3 separate regions of the Homo sapiens genome follow, and regions 1 and 3 are each linked to region 2. Evidence: read pairs that join two places in POLR2A ChIA-PET (ENCODE). Cell type or tissue: PC-3. All regions are shown on one strand.

What was found. Peaks named below come from ENCODE experiments on the same cell type or tissue, not always from the same donor. Only the 100,000 strongest peaks of a DNase experiment are listed, where the experiment ranks them.
Region 1: POLR2A ChIA-PET joins it to region 2 with 11 read pairs; 2 of 35 experiments call an interaction of 5 or more read pairs at or near these places.
Region 3: POLR2A ChIA-PET joins it to region 2 with 13 read pairs; 2 of 35 experiments call an interaction of 5 or more read pairs at or near these places.

Annotation. Positions count from the first base shown.
Region 1 is chr11:123,158,750-123,166,749 of GRCh38, reverse strand. The region is part of intron 1 of CLMP (CXADR like cell adhesion molecule); the gene reads left to right. Among named protein-coding and RNA genes, the nearest start is that of CLMP, 32 kb to the left of the region's middle. RefSeq lists an enhancer at 1-13. In PC-3, CTCF peaks have their summits at 590 (motif pointing left) and 2,894; a DNase peak (open chromatin) is centred at 7,969; H3K27ac peaks cover 1,402 bases.
Region 2 is chr11:122,879,265-122,887,264 of GRCh38, reverse strand. It overlaps JHY (junctional cadherin complex regulator), which reads right to left and starts at 4,506. Exons shown (of 9, transcript NM_024806.4): 1 at 4,293-4,506; 2 at 1,072-1,504. The coding sequence starts at 1,415. RefSeq lists a silencer at 4,028-4,387. In PC-3, no CTCF peak of the experiment used is centred here; a DNase peak (open chromatin) is centred at 3,714; H3K4me3 peaks cover 2,264 bases; H3K27ac peaks cover 999 bases.
Region 3 is chr11:123,079,893-123,087,892 of GRCh38, reverse strand. CLMP (CXADR like cell adhesion molecule) reads left to right here. Exons shown (of 7, transcript NM_024769.5): 3 at 3,180-3,381; 4 at 4,046-4,213; 5 at 4,686-4,808. It overlaps LOC124902775 (a long non-coding RNA gene), which reads right to left. Exons shown (of 2, transcript XR_007062927.1): 2 at 3,016-4,879. Among named protein-coding and RNA genes, the nearest start is that of HSPA8, 22 kb to the right of the region's middle. RefSeq lists an enhancer at 3,978-4,272. In PC-3, no CTCF peak of the experiment used is centred here; a DNase peak (open chromatin) is centred at 4,112; H3K27ac peaks cover 1,943 bases.

The sequences.
Region 1 (8,000 bases), 280 kb before region 2:
AATACACTGTTGTCAACCATAGTCACCCTGCCGTGCAACAGAACCTGAACTATTTCCTCCTATTGGCAGCAGACTTCTGAGATGGTGGAGCTCTTATGGCCCCCAGTTTCTGAAAGTCAGGAAGACCTAAAAGCAAGAGAGCAGCTCACATTCAGGCTGCACCATGTCTTGCTGACCTGTTCTCCCACACTGGGGAAGGGTCACGGGCCTTCTAGTCCAAACACGGCCTGCTCTCATCTTGTTTAAACAAGGCCCAAGAGGCAGGCAGGCTGTCTGTGGTTAGGGAGGAAGATACAAGGCTGTTTGGGATTCCACGCAGCAGACTCTGGGCTATTGAAGCCGTCAGGCTGATACACAAGCTCTGTCAGGCTTGCAGCTCTTGGCATTCTGACTGCTTCCCCCATGACCATTTATAGTCAATCTCTCTGAAGAGGGTGTAGCCCTGGGGCTTGGCGAAAGAGATAAGGCTGGAGAAGAGGCACCTGGATGTAGGGATGCCCACAGTAACTACTAGAAACCTCGCTACATCCAACACTACCAGTGCCCCAGAACTTGGGCTCGACTGCTCCCCCTTCAGGCCTGCGAGGTATGAAGCCTCACGATGCGGAAAGGAGGTTGGAAGGTGGAATGAATGGAAGGATTGTGGCTGCAAATCATGAATTTTTGGTGGCATTTTGATGTAGGATGAGTCCATATGGCTTTGTAGTAGAGAATTCAGATCTTATGCCTGTTGAATTTTAAAATTTTCTCTTGAAATTTAAGACCTTTTTAAGCATACTGGAAGTAGCAAAACCTTAATAGAACTTGGGAAAATGAAAGATGGCTTGACAGTGTTGACAGTCCAATCTGGTTGCTGACTGTGGGAAGGCCGGCCTCTCTACATCACCTTGCTTCCCGTGGTATCTTCCTGGGGAGAGGGCACTAGGTCTCACTTGTCCTGCTTGTCCTGGGTAGACCCTGTGCTCTCTTAGTCCCTAGGCTGATGAAAGATTAAGGGAGGGTTTGGGAAAGGTCCCTACAGTCTTTGGGCTGGGTACAAAGAACACTGCTTTTGAAGCTGGCTCGGTGAATTTCTAGCAAGTCAGGAAACTGAAAATAATGATGCTAAAAAGAGGAAAGCTTTTAGTGGCGAGCTGCTAAGGCCTGGGGAATCAGTACTTTAAGATGGTCACCATGGACACCATGGACCTTTGTGCACCTGCCAGGATGCAGAAAAATAATAATGTCCTTGTTAACTATGAGAGGGACATCTGGGCATGGAGGGAAGGGATGGTCAGGAACAGGGCTAGAGTATTAATATTATGCGGTAGGTACCAGATACTGGATCATGGACTTCATATACACTATTTTGTTGTTTTAATGTCATAACTGTTAGTTTCATCCTTATGAATGAAGCTAAAGTTGTAATAGGTCAAGTAAATTGCTCAAGGTTTTAGACTTACCATATGGTGGAGCTGGGATTCAAACTTCTCCCTACTTTCAGGCTGTTTTTAGCAGCCTGTTTATACCAAGGTTAGCTACGTGTTTGGAACACTCCCTCCTGGGGGATGCCTTGTCATCAGAGGGCAGCTGACAGATCAGAAGATGCTATGGTGGATATGAGGATCCTTCCATCAGGCTGGTAAAAACTGGAAAAGTTGTCTCTGGTCTGAAGAGGTGTCTATTTTTATCAGACGCGTAGCCTGTCCCATGCACAATGTAGAATGATACTGTCAAAATCGCGTTTTTACAGTCCTTTTTCTAGAACTTTGTAGAGAGCATGACCCTTCTGTTACGACATCCTTTCTTTCTTGGACATATTAGAATATACTTGATTATGTTATAACATTCTTTGGTTAGTTTCAATTCCAATGATTCTAAGGTCACTTTTCCTAACTTTAGGAGTGTATTATCATGTTTTAAAAACATGTTAGTGCAAACTACAAACTCATTTATTCATCTAAATGTTTTGAGCACTTACTTTATTGAGGCTGACACTAGGTTCAGACTGGGAACAGGAAGATGGATAAGCTCATCTCTTCCCATGTGAGACAGATGCATAAACAAGTACAATGTTGTGTGCTAAATTGTCACGGTGTTTAAAGTGCTATACAGATAGCTACTCTCACTTGATTAGTTTTTCATTCATTTAAAAAAAAAAAAATCAAGCCAGGCATGGTGGCTCACATCTTTAACTCCAGCACTTTGGGAGGCCGAGATGGGTCAATCAACTGAGGTCAGGAATTAGAGACCAGCCTGACCAACATGACGAAACCCTGTCTCTACTAAAAATACAAAAACTAGCTAGGCGTGGTGGCACGTGCCTGTAATCCCAGCTACTGGGGAGGCTAGGGTGGGAGAATTGCTTGAACCCGGGAGGCAGAAGTTGCAGTGAGCTGAGAGTGGGCCACTGCACTCCAGCCTTGGTGACAGAGCAAGACTTCCTCTCAGGAAATAAAATAAAAATAAAAATAACAATAACTAAATCAATGAGTTCCTACTAATTGTGAGGCCCTATTTTAGGTACCAGGAAATCCAAGGGGAGTCTATTAAGGCAGACAGACAAAGAAATAGATAAATTATATGATACGAATGGGGGTAAATATAACAGATAAGGACAATTTTTGGTAGGTATTTACTATTGATTTTCGTAGAAGCAAATTATTTAGTACTTCCCCTGGAACAGAGCAAACACTGATAAATAAATGGTAGGCCATGTTGTTGTTAATATCACTATCATCACTACTGGAAAATAAATAGTTGGCCAATTAATTTGGATTTTTTTAATAAAACAAAATGTGGGCACTATTGTCATTGTTGCATTTTACAGAGGGAACCTGTAGACGATGTGATTGAGCGGCTCCACTGTACAATGATTTGCAGTAAAGATTCGAAATTTAAGCAGAGACACTCTAGCTCCCAACATCTCCCTCTAGCTGTGGGCCTCAGAACCCATAAGCTGGTCATTAGTCTGGCCCTCTCAGCCTCCACGCAAATTAATTCTGACTCTACCTCTAACCCCTAGGATCCAGTCCTTGAAAGATCTGACATTACCTTAGGACCTTCTCCCTCTCCTGTTCCCTACACTTAGTAAGTTGCCAGGCCCTAGGGGCCAGTGGTTCTCCCCTTTTACTGAAGGCTCCTGGCAAAATGCAGATTCTGATTTAGTAGGGATCTGGGTGGGGCTCTAGGTTCTACTTTTCTAACAAGTTCCCAGGTACTGCTGCTGGTCCCCAGGCCACGCTTTGAGTAGCAAGCCATAGATTACAGCTCCATAGTGTCTCTTTCAACTCTCTTCCTTTCTCTTGCTCCTGCTATCTCCAGCTCAGGCCATGCTTACTTCTCCTCTGGAGTCTAGACCAGGTTTCAGCCTCCTGAATGGTCTCCCTACCTGTAGCCTGTCTTTCTGCTCCATGCTACATGTGTCTGCTAAATTAATCTTTCTAAAGTATGACTTCCCCATGTTAATTCCTAGCTGAAACACCTTCAGTCACTCCTCACTGACTAGCAAACAGGACACAAATTTCTCCAACTGAAGTGAAGACCCTCTAAGATCTAGCCGTGGCATTTTCAATGGGAACTCTCAGGATTCCCATTGATTTATCCTGTTCTTTGTCTCCCTTGCCTCTTTGCTTAGGGAATTTGTGGACACCCTTCTTTCTCCTGACTCTTCTTCCTGCTTCCAGCTGTAGCCCTAATCTCCCCTTCCTTCAGCCCCCAAACCCTCTCCCTTCTTCAAGGTACAGGTACCCACTTTCCTAGCTGGGAATGATCTCTCCTGCCTTGAATCTGCCATGGCTCTTTGCCTAAATATGGTTATTTATGCTGATTTTTTATTTTTTGGTTTTCTTCTCTCTTTTTTTTTTGAGACAGGGTCTCACTCTATCACCCAGGCTGGAGTGCGGTGGTGCCGTCTTGACTCACAGGCAGCTTTTGAGCCTCCCGGGCTCAAGTGATCCTCCTGCCTCAGCCCCCCAAGCAGCTGGGACTACAGGCACTTGCCACCATGCCTGGCTGCTTTTTTTTGTATTTTTTTTTTTAGAGACAATGTTTCGTCATGTTGCCCAGGCTGTTCTCAAACTCCTGAGCTCAAGCGATCCGCCCACCTTGACCTCCCAAAGTGCTTGGATTACAGGTGTGAGCCATCACACCTGGCCATTTATGCAACTTTTATCTTCCCTTGTGGACTATAAGCTCCTTCATCTCTCTCAGCAAACCCCATAGCACCTCTGACGGTGTCTTGCTCCCAGCAAGCCCTCAATTAATTCATCCCAGGTGCCTGAAAGATTTATTTCCCAGTTCCTCTTAATGGATCTCTGTTCTATTTGCATTATACATGCATTATACATTATACACGTTCCTGTTTTGGATGTGTTTTAACATTATAAACCACCTCAAATCATTTTGGAAACTGGTGTGTTATAAATCATAAATAATCAGCTGAAGAGTAGACTCTCAGGAAATGTTTGTTAAATGAATAAATGGATGCTTTCTTCAAAGCTGAGTCGCTGTCTGTTCTTCCCACTTTCTCCTGCCTCGGGTCCTTCTGCTCATCTATTCCTCTGAGAGATCTTCCTGTAGCTCTTTAGAATCCTGTTCAACTCTAAAATGAGCTCTGTGTCCTCCAGGAACTTCCCCTTAGACTGAGCTGTTCTGTGGCACTCAGTGGCATTTGGTTTAACATTGTCCACTAAACTGTGAGCTTCTTCAGGTTGGGGCCATGTTCTCTGCATCTCTGCATCTTTCCTGTTGCCAGCACAGGGGTTCTCAATCCTAGCTCCACATCAAGGTTCTCTGTGCAGGTATTCAGGAGCTCAAAGCCTCATATTGTACATGAGGCCTACTGAATCAAGTGGTTCTCCAATTTGAGAGCCAGTGCATCGTTAGCACCTGCAGGGCTTGTGAAGACACAGATTGCTGGAATCCACCCCAAGGGAGTTTAGGTCCAAGAGTCTGCATGTGTAATACGTGACCAGATGATGGTGATGCTCGTCCAAAAACTACTCTTGGGGGACTGCTGTTCTGAGGGGTGACGCCCAGCCATTCTGTATTTATTTTTGTATATTTGTTTGTTTATTTATTTATTTATTTATTTTGAGACAGAATCTTGTTCCGTTGCCAGGCTGGAATGCTGTGGTGCAATCTTGGCTCACTGCAACCTTTCTTTCCCGGGCTCAAGAAATCCTCCCATCTCAGCTACCCAAGTAGCTGGTACTGCAGGCACATTGCCACCATGCTTGGCTAATTCTTTGTATTTTTTTCTTTTTTTAGAGATGGGGTTTCACCATGTTGCCTAGGCTGGTATCGAACTCCTGGGCTCAAGCAGTCCACTCACCTTGGCCTCCTAAAGTGCTGGGATTACAGGCATGAGCCACCATACCCGAACCCATTCTGCATTTAAAGAAAAAAAAAATCAGTGCTTCTCACATGCAGGCTGAGCATGACTGGTTTAGTGCATGGTAAGGGCTTGATACATATTTAACAGGTTAAATTATTTGCTCCATCTGTCTCAGTTCTACAGTCTCAAATAGATTATAAGTAACTTGTGATTAGAAACCAAGTCTTAAAGCACTGCTCTTACAAATCTCACTGGGCAGAACCCAGGGCTAGGCCCAGGGCTGGGCACGTAGTAGGCACCTGGTACATACCTAGTACATACCTTTGGACAAGTAATTGCCTTTCCTGTCCCTTTCCAGTGCTGCTGTCAAAGGAAGGCCAAGGAAATCTAATGCTGCCTGTTTCAATCAATAAATAGGAAGGCAAGTTTCTTGTCACCTTTTTTTTTTTTTTTTTGAGGCAGGGTCTCACTCTGTCACCCAGGCTGGAGTGCAGTGGTGTGATCTTGGCTCACTGCAACCTCCACCTCCTGGGTTCAAGCAATTCTCCTGCCTCAGCCTCCTGAGTAGCTGGGATTACAGGCATGCACCACCACGCCTGGCTAATTTTTGTATTTTTAGTAGAGATGGGGTTTTGCCAGGTTAGCCAGGCTGGTCTTGAACTCCTGACCTCAGGTGATCCGCCCACCTCAGCCTCCCAAAGTTCTGGGATTACAGGCTTGAGTCACTGCACCCCTCCCCCTTGTCAACTTCTTTGAAGAATTCATGCCTGAGATGTTTATAGAGGAAGAGGCTTCAAAAGGAAGAGAATGGAAATAGGACTAAGCTATTATACATCTTAGAAAACAAGTCAATCAGAGACTTGTCTCTAACTTGAGCCAATCCAAATAATTCTGCATAATTCAGCTCCTTTCCCAAGTTTCTCGTTGCATATCTGCTGCACTCTGATTTCCCCTTGAAATTAACTGCGTCCATGTGAGCCAGCATTTAGGAAATCATTAATAAGTGCAGTGAAGACATGCAGCAAAACATGCTTCTAAGCACTGTCCTTCTGAAAATGTCAGTATCTATCTTCTCAGGAAAAAGTTCAGGGTATAATTGGATTATTGAAATAAATTCTTTTACTTTCCTTTTTTTTTTTTTTTTTTTTTTTTTGAGACAGAGTCTCGCTCTGTTGCCCAGGCTGGAGTGCAGTGGTGCAATCTTGGCTCACTGCAACCTTTGCCTCCCGGGTTCAAGTGATTCTCCTGCTTCAGCCTCCCAAGTAGCTGAGACTACAGGGACGTGACACCATGACCGGCTAATTTTCGTATTTTTTAGTAGAGACAGGGTTTCACCATGTTGACCAGGCTGGCCTCAAACTCCTGACCTCCGGTGATCCTCCCGCCTCAGCCTCCCAAACTGCTGGGATTGCAGGCGTGGGCCACCGCACCCAGCCGGGATTATTGAAACAAATTCTTACCACCAGGGTCTGTTTTGTGGTTCTCCGAGCATTTAACAGCTTGTTACAAAAATAAAATTATCATCATCATCAGGCAGGAGGTCTTAAAAACAAACCAATGTGCTAGATGTAAACCAAAAAAATTGATACATTCCTCATTGTTCTTCCTTTTGGCTAGAAATTGAAAATAATTTTTTAAAGCAACAACTATTAATTGACTGAGAGGATTGGCAGAGAATTATGGAAAACACCTACTCATCCCTGCAGACTCAAGGTGCCACAGCCATCCTCCAAAAACCACCCTTCCTGTGTGCCCCCTGGGCCTCCCGCCACCTCACTGCCTTGTACGTGTCAGTTGCCCCTCCCTTATTCTGTTAAGTGTGAGATAATTATGCCAAGATTGAAATAGTAAGGCTAACATAAATTAAAACTGACACAGCACACCAATTTTATGCATTCCTTGACTCCAACCAGTAAGTGACAGGTTCTCATGTTCTCATTCAGATGCTGCCCACACTCATATGCTGCCTGGAGGGTACCCCAGGCTTGCCTGCCCACAGGAGACCTGAGAAGACACACTGTAGCCTCCTCACCCACCGCACCTGTTTCTTCCTCCTCCTTCCTGTCACATGCAGGCTTGCCCCATCGCCGGGCCAAGCGCAGCTCCGTCTTAGTAGCCTGCAAGCTCCCACGTGGACTAATTCCGTAATCTACTATGAGCACATTCTGGAAGGCTGATATTTACCTTCTCACTGAAAGTAACTGTTAAACTATTTCCGGGAGAGACTGGGTTTTTGCTGGGCTTTCCAAACACCATTTTAGGTATTTTTTAAATAACATACACACATCCAATTTTAAGCACAATGATTTCTTTAATGCTTTGACGGATCTTTGGCTTTTCTCACATTTTCGAAATGTCTTAGAACTAGGCCTACATAGCAACTACTTCATGAACTGCTTAAGGGAGGTCTGACTTATATTTGACTCCCAAGTGCCTAGCACAATCCCTGGCACATAGAAAGGGGTTCAGTGCATTAGACATAGAATAGCAATGGTCATAGATAATATTCACTGAACATTCTCTCTATGCCACACATCGAAGCCCTCGATGCAATTATATTATTCAATCTTAGTAATGACTACCTTGTGTGCTGTGTATCACTAGCACCACCCTTTGTAAATGAAAACAACCTGGGGCTCACAGGGGTGAAGAAACTTGCCCAAGTTCAACAGCCAGGAAGTGA
Region 2 (8,000 bases):
TATTTTAGCCTCATAATAACTGGTTAACTATTATTATTATCCCATTTTTACTGATGAAGAAACTGAGGCACAGAAATATAATTGGACTTGGCCAAGGTTATACAGCTAGTAAGTGGCAGAGCCACTATCTGAACCCAAATGGTCTGCTTCAGACACCATGCACTTCACCACCACACTAAAACCTCCTCCTAATCAATAGCTTTTACCTTCTTCTGTACTCTCATATCCTCAGTGCCTCAATTGTAACAGAGTGATATCACACATTATTTCATATTCCCTTACTTTTTTTTGGTAGCTCATAGCACAAGGTTAAATCCCTTAAATTCTGGTTATTAGATTAAATCTTTATATGATCATACAAGCCCTGAGAGGTAGACCTCTACTAGCTTTGAATGGGCCAAGTAAGATTCTACCCCCAATTATTTGTACTTTATTGACATTCATAGCAATCCTGTGAGATAGGCAAGTCAGGTTATTTGACAGACGAGAAAAAGTGAGCCAAAAAAAGAATTAAGTGGGTCAGGCATGGTGGCTTATGCCTGTAATCATAGCACTTTGGGAGGCTGAAGTGGAAGGATTGCTTGAGGCTAGGAGTTCAAGACCAACCTGGCCAACATAATGAGCTCCCATCTCTATTGTAAATATTTAATACTACATAAAATTTTTAAAAAAATAAAAAAAAGAGTTAAGTGATTTATTCCAGATTATACACTAAACAGCAACGCCTGGACCAAATCAAGTCCACCTGACTCCACATCCTTTTCCATACCCGGCTTTCTGGAATTTCTCCCAGGTGAGGTCCTAGTGCGGAGACACTTGGAATATGGACAGGAAGTAAATGGTATGAGAAATGCGAATTGCCCTTATTAATACCCATTGCACTTTTTAATTAAAAAAAATCTGAATATGGAAAAAACATGGTGCCCAGCTATCCTTGGCTGCTTGGAGACCTGTCTCACACACGGCGCTCATTAGGGCAGCTTGCCCTTACTCTAATTTGGAATGACGACAGTAATTATCTAATGATACATTTTAGAGCCCATTATTATCTTACACAAGCCAATTCCTTACCTGTTATTGGCGCCCTGGTCCCAGGTATGGTGGTTTTGCTCGCGAGCCATCTGAGCTGCTTTTCCACTTGCTTCCTCTTCCATCTCGTGCAGGCTTCCCCATCGAGGGCTTTCCTCCTCGTCTAAGCTGTCGGGCTCCATACCGTTGCCCCGGATTCGATCATCAAACTCAGAATGGCACATAATCTCTTGCGTGAGGCTTTCTGAATCAGATTCCAAGGAGTCTTTTGAAATCCGATGTAAGTCTTCTTTCTTCAAAGGTGGGTGTGTGGACTGGACATTTAAGTTGGTATGAAGGACAGGAGATTGAATAGAGAGCTTGGGAATTAGTTTACGTTTACTCATCTTGAAAAATGCAAAAAATTAACAGGGGATACTCGTGTTGATAGGAGCAGCTGGCTGATATTTAAAGTTGTGGTTCACAAAAGCGTTACCTGAAAAAAAATATATTTATGTTACTCTGCGACCACTAAAATCTCAATACTGTCAACGTTAATCAAATATTTAAATGAGTAAGAGAACCTTGTTATATTATCTGCAGGCTTTTGTATGCACCCTTTTGTGTGTATAAGAAAGGTCTATTAGAAAAACAATTGTTTTTCTCTCTGCAGAAACACATCTGATGTAGCGCTCATAAGCAGCCTGAGTAATCGAATGCAGTTTTATTGATGAAATAAATGGCTGCTTGGAAGTGGATTCCTATTTCTAGCTTCCAAGGGCTTGTTACAGACAAGCCTGGACTAAGACAAATGGTTAATTATGGACAGTACTTTGATAGCCTTATTTCAAATGCCCAAATAACTATGGGCAATATAAATATGGTCCGTAGTTATTCATGGATAGAGTAAAACAGGTTCAGGGGCTATGTTTTGGAAAGTAAAGTAAGAAGAAAGAAGAGTGTAGTTTTCCATAGTTGGAACTGTAAATGGGGAAGCTGTTTTGTTCCTAGACCTATATGGGCTGGCAACATCATTTGGAAAAGACTTTCTGATAGCCAGGTTGTGACTAGATAGGAACATATAATTTAGGTGGACATAAATGGAGATCAACCTCATCCGGTATTTTTTAAAACCCATAATAACGATTAAAACTGTTCAACAATCACGCCTGTAATACCAGCACTTTGGGAGGCCAAGGTGGGCAGATCGCTTAAGTCCAGGAGTTCAAGACCACCCCGGGCAACATGGCAAAACCCCATCTCTACAAAAAAAAAAAAAAAATACAAAAAATTAGTGGGCATGGTGGGATGGGCCTGTAGTCCCAGCTACTCGGGAGACTGCGGTGGGAGGAGGGTCACTCGAGCCGGGCAGGCAGAGGCTGCAGTGAGCTGGAGTGCCACTGCACTCCAGCCTGGGTAACAGAACGTGACCCTATCAGAAAAAATAAATAAAACTGTTCAACAAAAGATTTAGTGGTCTTGTGAATTCTGCCACTGAGCGATCCAAAGCAGAGCCTGGAGGTCTACATTACCGAACGGGATGCTATCCTGGGGAAAGTTGAGTGGGTGGGAGATTGGCCTGAATTACAGCTAAGAGTTAGCTGGAGTCCCTTCCAACTCACTTACGAGTGTGATTCAAGTGAACCTGCACTGTCTGTAAGGGTCATTATAAAGAGCCATGGAAAGGGTGCTTTGAGTTCATGTAGGACCGAACGGACATGATGTTTTTGGATTGTGCTTCCTTTCATCTCTACCTAGCATTTCTATTTTGGTCTATTTTCTATCTCACTGCCTTTATACCCATTTTTTTTTTTTCTGTGAGTCAGGTAACAGAAACCTTTACCATTAGAAATTGCTGTAAAATTTGTCTTAATGGCTTGCTCTTGTTCTTTTGGCAAATCCTAACTTTAATTAAATGACACAACCTTATTACTATTCCTAGGATTGCTTATAATGTTGACCTTGTTGCTAATGTTTGCAAGGAGCATCATCAAATCCTTGGAGGAAAGCACCTTAACAAACAACAGGCAAAAGGGAACGTTCATATGTAAATACACACGAAGTGAGTTTTCTATTGAACTCGAAGTCTGCCCTGTTGGTAGACTAACATATTATTCTCTAATATTACAGACTGGTTTGTTGTATTATTTTGTCTCTTATTTTTAAAATACATATTGCATTCTGCCTTATTATTTTAATTGTTGCTTTTTTAGGATGTGCCAAGAAAGCAGCAAATCTATCAAATACTAACACATTTTAAGTAAAAGAGATTGTTTAACACCGGTTTTACTGGAGGAGCTAAGGTCACTGAATTTGAGATCCTGAAGAGCAAGCTTAAGCGTTATAGTGCAACTTAGAATTACTCTTAAAATAATTCAGTCCCTTGAACTTCTCTTCTTAAATGAAATAGGCTAAGCTTTCTTGGAATGAATAAAAAATAAAACAGTAACCACAGAAGATAATTTTGCTGATGTTAGCAGATTCCTGAAGTTTGCTAAAGTATGCAAAGAGCAAAGCCAAACGCCACAAAAGCTGGGTTTTCTGTGGAGGCCTGATCTTACCAAAACATGGGGTGGAAGAAGGAACAGCTGACAGCTTGAATAAGTTAGAAAGTGGGCGTTTAAATTTCATGAATGTGGCTCCCTCCTCCCGTCCAGTGAAAAAAAAAAAAGGTTGTGCCGCTGAAATTTCTGACCAAGAGAGGTGACTAGTCTCCTGAATAAACAAGACAGCGATAGATCCGATGGCACCTAGGGACTAAGAAGCGGCCAGCTCCCCAGGGATCCCTGCAGTGGGTCTAGTCCACTAGCATGGGACAATCGAACTTTCTCCTGGAGGGGAAAAGGAACCCTGCTTGGGCTCACCAAGATGAATCGTAAAGAAAAAGGAACGAACCCTGGTTTGAAACAGGCCGGAAGCTGCCCAGGGGAGGCGTTCGGTTTTCTACCTTTGCTTGTTCCTGAGGAACAAGGCCTGTCACAAGGGGCGTTTGGAGGTCCAGGAAGTGACAAGTCGGCGGGCCTGGTGCCCGGGACCGGTCCTAATTGACCGGGAACAGGGCTGCTCTGGGTGCCCGGGCGCCGAAGCCTCGCATGGCGGCCCCCCAGCCCCTTGTCGCGGCCTCGCCCCCTTGTCGCTCCCCACTCCGTCCCGAAGGCTCCCGCGCCGGCTCCTCCCCAGCTTGCTTGGGTGGTTTCCTGCCGTCCCCATCCCCAGTAAGCCCTTCCCGTTTCCCTCCCCGGGCGCGCCGCCCACCCCAGATCCGGGAGGCCACCGCCCGTCACCTGCCCGGCGCTCCTCCGCGGCCGCGACCCGGACGGGCCCCGCATCCTCCCGCGCCGCCGCCGCCGCCGCCCGGGCCCCCGCCCGCCCCGGCGCTGCCCTGGAGACCGCAGACAACACAGACGCCGGCGCCACATGGGCGGGGCAGGACCCGACCTAGGATCCCGCGTCCCGAACCGCACCCCCGGCCCTGGCACGGAGGCTGCAAACGGCCGTAATAACGACATCGGGGCAGAGCCGGAGGAGCCCGAACGCCCCGGGAGAGGCTGCCTCGCCGCCCGGACTTCCCAGCGCCGGAGGGCAGAGGCCACCCGGGGGAGGAGATCTTTGCCACAAATAAAACTACTAAAATACGCGAGGAACTGCTACAAATCAAGAAGAAAAGGAACCCAATTAAATAATGGGTAAATGGAAAGGTATTTCACAAACACACGAGAAATCTAAATGGCCAATAAATATCTGTTTATTGAAATGATGCTTTAATTCATTAATAATCAGAAGAAGGCCAATTAAAACCACAGCGGATAATACCACACTCACCATAAGTTGAGTCGAAAAGTCCAAAGTTGAAACGTCTGGCAGCGTCAGGTGCTAGGGAGGACGTAGTGCAAAGAACCGTCACCTTCTGCGGGCGGACGTGAGAACCGATGCAACCAACCATTTTGGAAAATGGTTTGACATTAGCCAGGATATGTATGCCTTGGGATCCAGCAATTTCACTTTTAGGTATTTACCCTAAGAAGTGCGTGCTCCTGTGCATGCAAACTGGAAATAACTGAACTATCCATCAAAAGAATGGTTAATTAGATTATGCTATTGCCTATACTGGCATACTACATAGCACTGTAAATGAATGAAATACAACTATGTGTAACAATATGGAGGCATACTAAAAACACAATTTTGAACAACAACAAAAACCCAGAAAAAGTACATACTGTATGATTTTTGTATATAAAAAACAGGCTAAATTACACTCTACAGTGATTGTGGCTCCATACTTAGTGGAGGAAACTATGAAAAAAAGCAAAAAAGCAATTTTATGGGAAACACTACCCACTTAGTGATTCCCATCAAGTTAGGATTGTGGTCGGTTCTGGCAGGTAGGGAGAAGAATGTTTTTGAGACTGTATTTCCTGACCTTAATGATGGTTATATAGATGTTCATCTTGTAAAAATTCATTAAGCTGTACATTTATGTATGGGTAGAATATTTCACTATCAAAAAAGGTTTCAAAAAAGAATAAAGAAAGGAAGCATTAGGAATTATCTTCACATTAAAACAACAAGTAGATTTGAATAACTACCTTCAAAGATTGGTTTGAGGCCAGGTGCAGTGGCTCACCCTGTAATCCCAGCATTTTGGGAAACCGAGCTGGAGGATTGCTTGAGCCCAAGAGTTCAAGACCAGCCTGGGGAAAATGGCAAAACCTTGTCTCTACGAAAATTTTTAACAATTAGTTGAGCGTAGTGGCGCGTGCCTATAGTCCGAGCTACTTGGAAGGCTGAGGTGGGAGGATCACCTGAGCCCAGGAGGTTGAGGCTGAAGTCAGCCAATATTGTGCCACTGCACTCCAGCCTGGGTGAGAGTGAGACCTTGTCAAAAAAAAAAAAAAAAAAAAAAGAGAATTCTTCGGCCAGGCACAGTGGCTCATGCCTGTAATCCCAGCACTTTCGGAGGCCTAGGCGAGTGGATCACCTGAGGTCAGGAGTTCAAGACCAGCCTGGCCAACATGGCAAAACCCCGTCTCTACTAAAAATACAAAAATCAGCTGGGCGTGGTGGTGCACGCCTGTAGTCCCAGCTACATGGGAGGCTGAGGCAGGAGAACTGCTTGAACCGGGGAGGCAGAGGTTGCAGTGAGCTGAGATGTGCCACTGCAATCCAGCCTGGGTGACAGAGCGAGACTCCATCTCAAAAAAATAAAATAAAATAAAAAAAGAATGCTTCAATACCAGTTGCCTCATTAATGATAGGAAACACAGGAAATTGGAAAATGTCTTTACTACCCAGCTTTAGCACTTTTTATTCTGTTTTTTATTTGAGTTAGTTTTTTTTTTTTTTTTTTTTTTTTTACTTTTTTGGCAGCAGGGACCTTGTCTTATGAGTACACAGTAGGACCTCAATGTCTGTAGAAGAAATAAAAGCAACGTAGCTGAAACCATTAGTGTTATTCTGCCCAGTATATTATACAAGGTATTATTATAGCAACTGCAAACATGCAAGCAAATTTCAAGCAAAAGGATTTAGTCCTAATAGTGGCTTCCAGAATATGTTATAGAATCAATGCTGAGTCATTCACACTTGTCTACTTTTGATGCTGTGGTTCTTTAGACTCTTCCAGTGTTTTCTGCACTATCCAGAAGAGATTTTAACTGGCTTTTCTGAAAATTAGTGGTCCCTACGTGATTCAGGAGTCTGTCAATCCAGCAGCTACTTGCAGAGACTAGTCACACATAGAGCGTGGGACACTCTGGGCTTGATCTTCCTCCTTCTCCCCTTGTAATGGCTGTCCTGAGTATCTGGAGTGACTAAAGGGTGGAATAATCAACACGAGTGGTAGTCAGGGTCAGTGAGAAGACAGAAACCATGCCAGTTAGTATAATGGAAATAATTTAATATGAAGATTTATTAACTGAAAAGTTGAAAAGGGAACACAAGTGTCATAGAGGTAGTAAGTACAGGAAGCAGCTTCCACCTCTGTGGCTGGGGAATCACAGGAAAGAATTATTCACACTTAGAAGTATTAACACTGAAATTATTAACACTCAGAGCTGGGACCCAGGCCTCTCAGGAGGGTGAAATCCCAAGCTAGTGGGTGCTGGTGTCTTTGAAAAGGAATCATGAAGCTGGTTCTGAGAGTGCTGGGAAAACTGGAATCAGCTACTGCTGCTGAAACCAACTGAGCTGCTGGAGTGAAGAGACGTTGTCAAGGTGACCTCGAGAGGAAAAGGAAGGAGCAGTCCCTTTTCCAGTCTCCAGGCTTGGGGTCTCCCTCTACTGTCCCCTCCTGGCAGAGTAATACAAGGAGCCGGCTGGCAAAGAAAAATGAGGTTTGTAGGGGTTGCCCCAGCATCACGACCAGAGTATATGAGTGAAGCTGAGAGACAATGGTTTAATAAGCAGCACACTAATGCTCTGCTTTTCAGAATTCTTAAGGATTACAGAGTGCATGCAAACAAAATAAAACCATAAAGTGCATTGTTTTCATCTGCTGTTATGGTAATAACATTGATAATTTACATATGAATAGCACTTCACAGGGTCTGCAAAGTGCTTTTGCATATATTATCTTTTAGAATTCAGCTGTCAACCTGACCCTGAACTAACCAAAATACGCAGAATAGGAAAAACAAGTCAAAAAGCGCTTAAATACATGGGTTAGTAATACTGAACTGAGTTTACTCCTTTTCCACCCCATGCCACCCATTCATGCAACTCCCTTCTTTCTGTTTCCCTCTCCTACACATCACTCATGCTCTGTTCGTGAGGTCCTTCCTCTGCTCCATTTCCTTTTTGGTCTTACCCCTCCTGAGTCCACCAGACCTATGTCTAGCTCAGCAGCGTCTCCTCTAGCAGGAATTTTGTGGCAGTTCCCCCACATTGTCTGATGCTTCTTGGACCAGGGTGCTTCTCAAGCTGGAGCAGTTTTATCCTTCACGGAGAGTTGACAACATCTGGAGGCATTTTTTTGTTGTTATGACTTAAGG
Region 3 (8,000 bases), 200 kb before region 2:
CCTACAGAGTACAACAGGATGTGGGGCCAACAACACCCTACAAACATTTTTCTGTTTTGTTTTGTCTTGTTTTGAGGCAGAGTCTCACTCTGTCCCTAGGCTGGAGTGCAGTGGCATGATCTTGGCTCACTGGAACCTCTGCCTCCTGGGTTCCAGCGATTCTTCTGCCTCAGCCTCTTTAGTAGCTGGGACTACAGGCATATGCCACCACACCCAGCTAATTTTTGTATTTTTAGTAGAGACAGGGTTTCACCATATTGGCCAGGATGGTCTCGATCTCTTGACCTCGTGATCCACCCGCCTCGGCATCCCAAAGTACTGGGATTACAGGCATGAGCCACTGCACCGAGCCGCAAATATTTATTTATTTCATTTTATTTTTTTGAGACAGAATCTTGTTATGTTGCCCAGGCTGGAGTGCAGTGGCATAATCTCCACTCACTGCAATCTCTGCCTCCCAGGTTCAAGTGATTCTGCTGCCTCAGCCTCCTGAGTAGCTGGGTTTACAGGCGCACACCACCACACCTAGTTTTTTCTTTCTTTCTTTTTTTTTTTGAGACGGAGTTTCGCTCTTGTTGCTCAGACTGCAGTGCAATGCCGTGATCTTGGCTCATTGCAACCTCCGCCTCCCGGGTTCAAGCAATTCTCCTGCCTCAGCCTCCCGAGTAGCTGGGATTATAGGCATGCGCCATCACGCCCGGCTAATTTTGTATTTTTAGTAGAGACGGGGTTTCACCATGTTGGTCAGGCTGGTCTTGAACTCCCAACCTCAGGTGATCTGCCCACCTCGGCCTCCCAAAGGACTGGGATTATAGGCGTGAGCCACCACGTCAGGCCACCTGTCTAATTTTTGTATTTTTTAGTAGAGACAGGGTTTCACCATGTTGGCCAGGCTGGTCTCAAACTCCTGACTTCAAGTGATCTGCTTGCCTTGGCGTCCCAAAATGCTGGGATTACAGTTGTGAGCCACCGCACCCAGTTACATTTTTTTCTTTTTTTAAATTTTATTTGTTGAGACAGGGTCTCACTCTGTCACCCAGGCTGGAGTACAGTGGCGCAGTCTTGGCTCACTATAGCCTCAACCTCCTGGGCTCAAGCAAACCACCAGCCTTGGTCTCCCAAAGTGCTTGGATTACAGGCGTGAACCACCACGCATCTGGCCCCCACAAATATTTAGAACAAACAAGTACCACATCCAGGAGAAGGGCTGTGATCCTAGCTCTTCCCCATCTGTGCCTAAAGCAGAGGGCTTTCCCTTGAGTGCTAGGAACCCCATGGAATTATCTGCAAAATAATATGTGAGTTTTTTCTGGGTCAGAGTTCATAGGTTTTATCTGATTGAGAGAACCTTCTCAGGAAAGGCTCTGAAGAGCTGTGGAGCAACACGTGATCAAAGGCAGGGTTGAGGGCTTGAGTGAAACAATTTGGAACAGCTGCAGCTGAAATGTGCCTGGGAGATGCCCATATGCTTGCATGCCTTTTTTAGTGCCCTTCTGTGTAGCTGGAATGCTCCCTCCAGGCCTTTTCTCCTTGCCTCTCAAAGCCTAGCTCAAATGCCACCAACTTGTCTGGGACACTCTCCTTGATACTATTTCAAATAAATCATTTCTTTTTCTCTGTTTAATAGTCTTTCCTTGTTAATCTCACTTGATTATAAATCACTTGAACCAAAGAAGAGATTTGCCAGGCGCAGTGGCTCACACCTGTAATCCCAGCACTTTGGGAAGCCGAGGAGGGTGGATCACCTGAGGTCAGGACTTTGAGACCAGCCTGGCCAGAATGGTGAAACCCCATCTCTACTAAAATAAAAAATTAGGGCCAGGCGCAGTGGCTCACACCTGTAATCCCAGCACTTTGGGAGGCTGAGGCAGGCAGATCATCTGAGGTCAGGAGTTCAAGACCAGCCTGGCCAACATGGAGAAACCCCAGCTCTACTAAAAATACAAAAATGAGCGAGTCATGGTGGCATGCATCTGTAATCCCAGCTACTCAGGAGACTGAGGCAGAAGAATTGCTTGAACCCAGGAGACAGAGGTTGCAGTGAGCCAGGATCGCACCATTGTACTCCAGACCGGGCGACAAGAGTGAGACTCTATCTCAAAAAAAAAACAAAAAAAAAAAAACATAAAAAATTAGTTCGGCTTAGTGAAATAGGGCAAAGGAAGCAATCAGATATGCATTTATCTCATGTGTGCAGAGGGGTAACTGTGAGTTCTGTCTGTCCTTTGTCCACAAGCAGTCACCTTGTGGGCAAATTGTGCAGGAGTACTGTAAGCTTTTTTTTTTTTTTTTTTTTTATCTTTGTAGCTATCTTATTTCTTATTCAGGAATAGAATGGAAGGCAGGCCAGGCGTGGTGGCTCATGTCTGTAATCCCAGCACTTTGGGAGGCCAAGGAGGGTGGATCACCTGAGGCCAAGAGTTCAAGACCAGCCTGGCCAACATGGCGAAACCCTGTCTCTACCAATAATACAAAAGTTAGCCGGGCATGGTGGTGTACACCTGTAATCCCAGCTACTCAGGAGGCTGAGGCAGGAGAACTGCTTGAACCCAGGAAGCGGAGGTTACAGTGAGCCAAGATTGTGCCACTGCACTTCAGCCTGGGTGACGGAGCGAGACTGTCTCAAAAATAAATAAATAAATAAATAAAACCAAGGAAACAGTCCTGTCTCATAGAAGTCTCTCAAATACTTAAAAAAAAAAAAAAAAAAGAATGGGAGGCAGGTTTGCCGACATCGTTCCAAGCTCGACCTTCCCTTTGGCTTCCCGAGGGGTCCCGAGGTTTCTTTTCCTTTCATAAGTCTATGCTTAATACATGCATAGCTGTACACTTGCATGGTTTCCTCCTTTCCTTGACTTAGCTGTGTGAACTTCAGTATGTAAGTCAAACTTCAAATTCCTTACCTGTAAGATGGAGTGGTTCTGAGCATTTAATATAATACTTTATAACTAAAATGCTACACAAACATGAAGTGTTATTATTTTTGGAAGGAGAGGCAAGGCCTAGGTGCAAATGTACTGTATTTTTAACTTTTATTTAGAACAGAGGTCTCTTGGACTCTCAGCCCCAGGCTTGACTACTTTGTGCCACTGGGAGTACTCCCTTTCCTCTTCTTCACACCATCAGGAAAGGCAGGCTGAGAGTTACGCTGCTTGACTCTGCCTCGGTCTATCCCACAGGTGATCACTTACTCCAGTCGTCATGTCTACAATAACTTGACTGAGGAACAGAAGGGCCGAGTGGCCTTTGCTTCCAATTTCCTGGCAGGAGATGCCTCCTTGCAGATTGAACCTCTGAAGCCCAGTGATGAGGGCCGGTACACCTGTAAGGTTAAGAATTCAGGGCGCTACGTGTGGAGCCATGTCATCTTAAAAGTCTTAGGTAAGATAGGATGCCAAAGTGAATGTCTACAGCTTATTTCTAAGGTATCTAAGAGGGATAGCCATATGCATCACGGTGGTACAAAACATCATGTTCAGTACTTTGGATTACACATTCAGAGGTCACCTCGTCCAGTTCCCTGGAAAGAAATGTGTATCTTCTGTATTATAGCCATAATAAAAAATGAAAATATAAGAGCAATTTTCCATAGTTGTCCATTACAAAACATATTCTCTAATATTTAAGTGGGATCTTCATATTTAAGTCTCTCAGATATGATTCAAATTCATTTCTGTTTTTTGACAGCAAGAGCTACCAAGTTCTACTTAATTGCTTCCAAATTAATACACTTCTGTATCAGTAAAACCATGCTCAACTTTCCTAAAATGTCCAATAATAATGTGTCTTCTTTGAGAAGTAATGAGGCAGCCTCTGCCCCAAAAATTAAAACAGCACCACTGGAGTTGCGGGTATGTGTGCTTAGGGGATGGAGGTGGATGTTTTGGTGGGGGTAGTGTAAAGCAAGGCTAGTTGAATCCCCACTCAAAAGTTGACCAAAACAGATGGCTGGAGAAGCAACTCAATAGGACATAATTTTTCCATTGAATCTGGTGTTTGGGGATCTTTGAATCACTACACTTTTGCTTGTTGTTGCTGTTGCCAGTGAGACCATCCAAGCCCAAGTGTGAGTTGGAAGGAGAGCTGACAGAAGGAAGTGACCTGACTTTGCAGTGTGAGTCATCCTCTGGCACAGAGCCCATTGTGTATTACTGGCAGCGAATCCGAGAGAAAGAGGGAGAGGATGAACGTCTGCCTCCCAAATCTAGGATTGGTAAGTCATCTTCCTACCAATCTATTGAGCCAACAAAATAGTCCTCTATCCGTGAGCTCTAAATCAGCTTTCTCAGCAACTCACTATGTGACCTGAAATACCCTGCTGAACCTCCTGAACTGCCATTTTTAAAATCCATTAACTAGAACAGAAAATCTGTCTTTCCTTTCCTCAAATGACATGTAAAAGTAGTAAAAGAGATTGGAAGAAATGTACTACATAAATCCACTATATCTAAATATTATGTTTAGTATCCCTTAAATGTTCACAATCTTTTGTAACTTTTGAGGATGTGCTACAACTTAAAAAAAATGTTTACCTTTCTTCTCATGTTCCCAAAGGATATCTTTTCCATCATTTCATTCTTATCAAATAGCATTACGGAATCTCAGCTCAGTGATACAATAAAGTAAACAATAAATATAGATACCATCACTAAAGGGATTTACAGTCATTCTTTCTGCTTGTGCAGACTACAACCACCCTGGACGAGTTCTGCTGCAGAATCTTACCATGTCCTACTCTGGACTGTACCAGTGCACAGCAGGCAACGAAGCTGGGAAGGAAAGCTGTGTGGTGCGAGTAACTGTACAGTGTAAGCATCCAAAGAGGTTTTAGTTTCATTTTTCTGTTTGTTTTTGCATTGTAGATCAATGTTAAGACATTCTAATCATAAGTAAGAGTAAGGTTAAGGTCAAAATCTTTATCTCCAGAAGGATATGGCTATCACCAAAATAAATTCAGTAGTTGCAAAGACCACTCAACAATTGACTGGCCAGGCACAGTGGCTCACACCTGTAATCCCAGCACTTTGGGAGGGCCAGGTGGGCAGATCAGTTGAGGTCAGGAGTTTGAGACCAGCCTGGCTAACATGGTGAAACCCCGTTTCTACTAAAATACAAAAATTAGCTGGGTGTGGTGGGCGCCTGTAATCTCAGCTACTCAGGAAGCTGAGGCAGGAAAATCTCCTGAACCTGGGAGGCGGAGGTTGCAGTGAGCCAAGATCACGCCACTGCACTCCAGTCTGGGTGACAGACTGAGACTCCCTCTCAAAAAAAAAAACACACACAAAAAAAACCAGCCCAGCGTGGCGGCTCATGCCTGTAATCCCAGCACTTCGGGAGGCCGAGGCAGGCAGATCACGAGGTCAGGAGTTCAGCCTGACCAACATGGTGAAACCCCATCTCTACTAAAAGACAAAAAATGAGCCAGGTGTGCTGATGCGTGCCTGTAATCCCAGCTACTCAGGAGGCTGAGGCAGAAGAATTGCTTTAACCTGAGACACGGAGGTTGCAGTGAGCCGAGATGGTGCCATTGCACTCCAGCCTGGACAACAGGGCGAGACTCCAACCAAAAAAAACAAAAACACACCAGTTGACTCTGTATTTACAAACATGTGAATTAGCCAGCCCCCTAAAGAAATTCACTATATCCAGGGGAGTACTAAATAAACACCATTCCTAAAAACAAAAACAAACAAAACCGTGCAGCTAGTTAGTTATATGCCACTACCATTCTAGGCAAGTAGATGAGATTTCTCCCCTCCACAGAGTGTTTGTGAGTGTGTATGTGCATGTGCTCATGCACACACACGTGTGTACATGTGTTATAATCAAGAATTTGATTTGCTTCAAGTACAGATGAGAGACAGTAGTAGGCGACTAAGAGCATCAGCCGTGGAGTCAGATAACTGCCTGGATTTCAATCACAGCTACCACTAACTCTGTAGTACCTTAGGCATATTTCCCAATCTATAAAGGAGAATAATAGTTAACTGTCTCATAGAGTTTTTCTTTTTTTCCTTTTTTTTTTTTTTTCTGGACAGGGTCTTGCTCTGTCACCCAGGCTGGAGTGCAGTGGTGTGATCTTGGCTTACTGCAGCCTCTGCCTCCCGGGTTCAAGCGACTCTCCTGCCTCAGCCTCCTGAGTAGCTGGAATTACAGGCACATGCCGTCACACCTGGCTAATTTTTGTAGAGACAGGGTTTTGCCACATTGGCCAGGCTGGTCTTGAACTCCTGGACTTAGGCGATCCACCCTTCTTCACCTCCCAGAGTGCTGCGATTACCGGCATGCGCAACGCCACCTGGCCTCTTAGAGTTTTTCTGAAAAGTTAGTAAATGAACACATTTACTTACAACTGCCTAGGAACAGGGCTTGACATACAGTGGGTGTTCAGTAACATTAGCTATTATTATTATTTCTCCTTAATCAATTTAGTAACTTCAGACTTTTGACCAAATCCTATATCCACAAGCCATGTTTGCAGTGTTAAAATTTATTTGGTGCAATAAATAGTATGCCAGGCTTATAATCTAGAGATTGAGTCTTGAAAAAAGACAGGATAAACCAAGTTGAAAGACAAAAGGAAGCAGGGCATGGATATTAATCTTTGTTACATTGTCTCCATAACATCTTTGTTAAATTGTCTCTAATTTCTCAAATGCTCTTTGGACCACTTTTAACATTTTCCTAACCCCCACCCTGTTTTTTTTTGTTGTTGGTTTTTTTTTGTTTTTTGTTTTTTTGAGACAGAGTCTCACTCTGTCACCCAGGCTGCAGTGCAATGGCGTGGTCTTGGCTCATTGCCACCTCCACCTCCCAGGTTCAAGCGATTCTCCCGCTTCAGCCTCCCGAGTAGCGAGTAGCTGGGACTACAGGTGTGTGCCACCACACCTGGCTAATTCTTGTATTTTTAGTAGTAGAGACGGGGTTTCACTATGTTGGCCGGGCTGGTCTCAAACTACTGACCTCGTGATCCGCCCACCTCGGCCTCCCAAAGTGCTGGGATCACAGGTGTGAGCCACCACACCCAGCGCCCCCTTATTAATAAGTTAAATAAAACCTTTAATTTGTCGGAATCAGTATTTTACTTTTTTCAAAGTTATACTTCAACATTCTGTGCCTATTTTGGTTTAGCTGTTTTCCCACTGATTTGAAAGAGTTCTTTATTATGTATTTATATACTCTACTTATTAGAATTTGCATTCTGGTGGTTTTAAAAATATGTCCAAGTAATGATTTGCTACTTCTCCCTTCAAGAGATATACCTTTGTCGAGGCGCAGTGGCTCACACCTGTAATCCCAACACTTTGGGAGGCCAAGGCGGGCAGATCACTTGAAGTTGGGAGTTCGAGACCAGCCTGACCAACAGGGTGAAACCCCATCTCTACTAAAAATAGAAAATTAGCTGGGCGTGGTGGCACATGCCCGTAATCCCAGCTACTTGGGAGGCCAAGGCAGGAGAATCACTTGAACCCGGGAGGTGGAAGTTGTAGTGAGCCTAGATTGTGCCACTCACTCCAGCCTGGGCAACAAGAGCGAAACTCCATCTCCAAAAAAAAAAAAAAAAAAGTACACCTTCATTCTCCTCTTTTTGAGTGTGATCTGAACTTAGTGACTCACTTCTGATGAGTATAATACAGCAGAAGTGATGGTATGTTGCATCTGCAAAAGCACTGCAGTTTGCTTTCTTAGATGTTAGATCTCTTAGATCTCAGATCACTCAGATCCTCTCTCTCTTAGATCACTCACTTTATGGGAAGCCAGCTGCTTTAAGAGCCTTATATAGAGGCCCATGTTTTATGTTTTATTTTAAGTGAGGAAACTGAGGCCTCCAGCCAACAGCCATGTGAATGAGCCATTTCAGAGGCAGATCATCCAACACCAGTCAAGCCTAGGAACAGGGCTTCACACATGGTGGGTGTTCAGTAACACTAGCTATTATTACTATTAACAGATTGCTGGATTTGACATCGAGCTACGAAGTCGCAGACTAATTCCTGGGG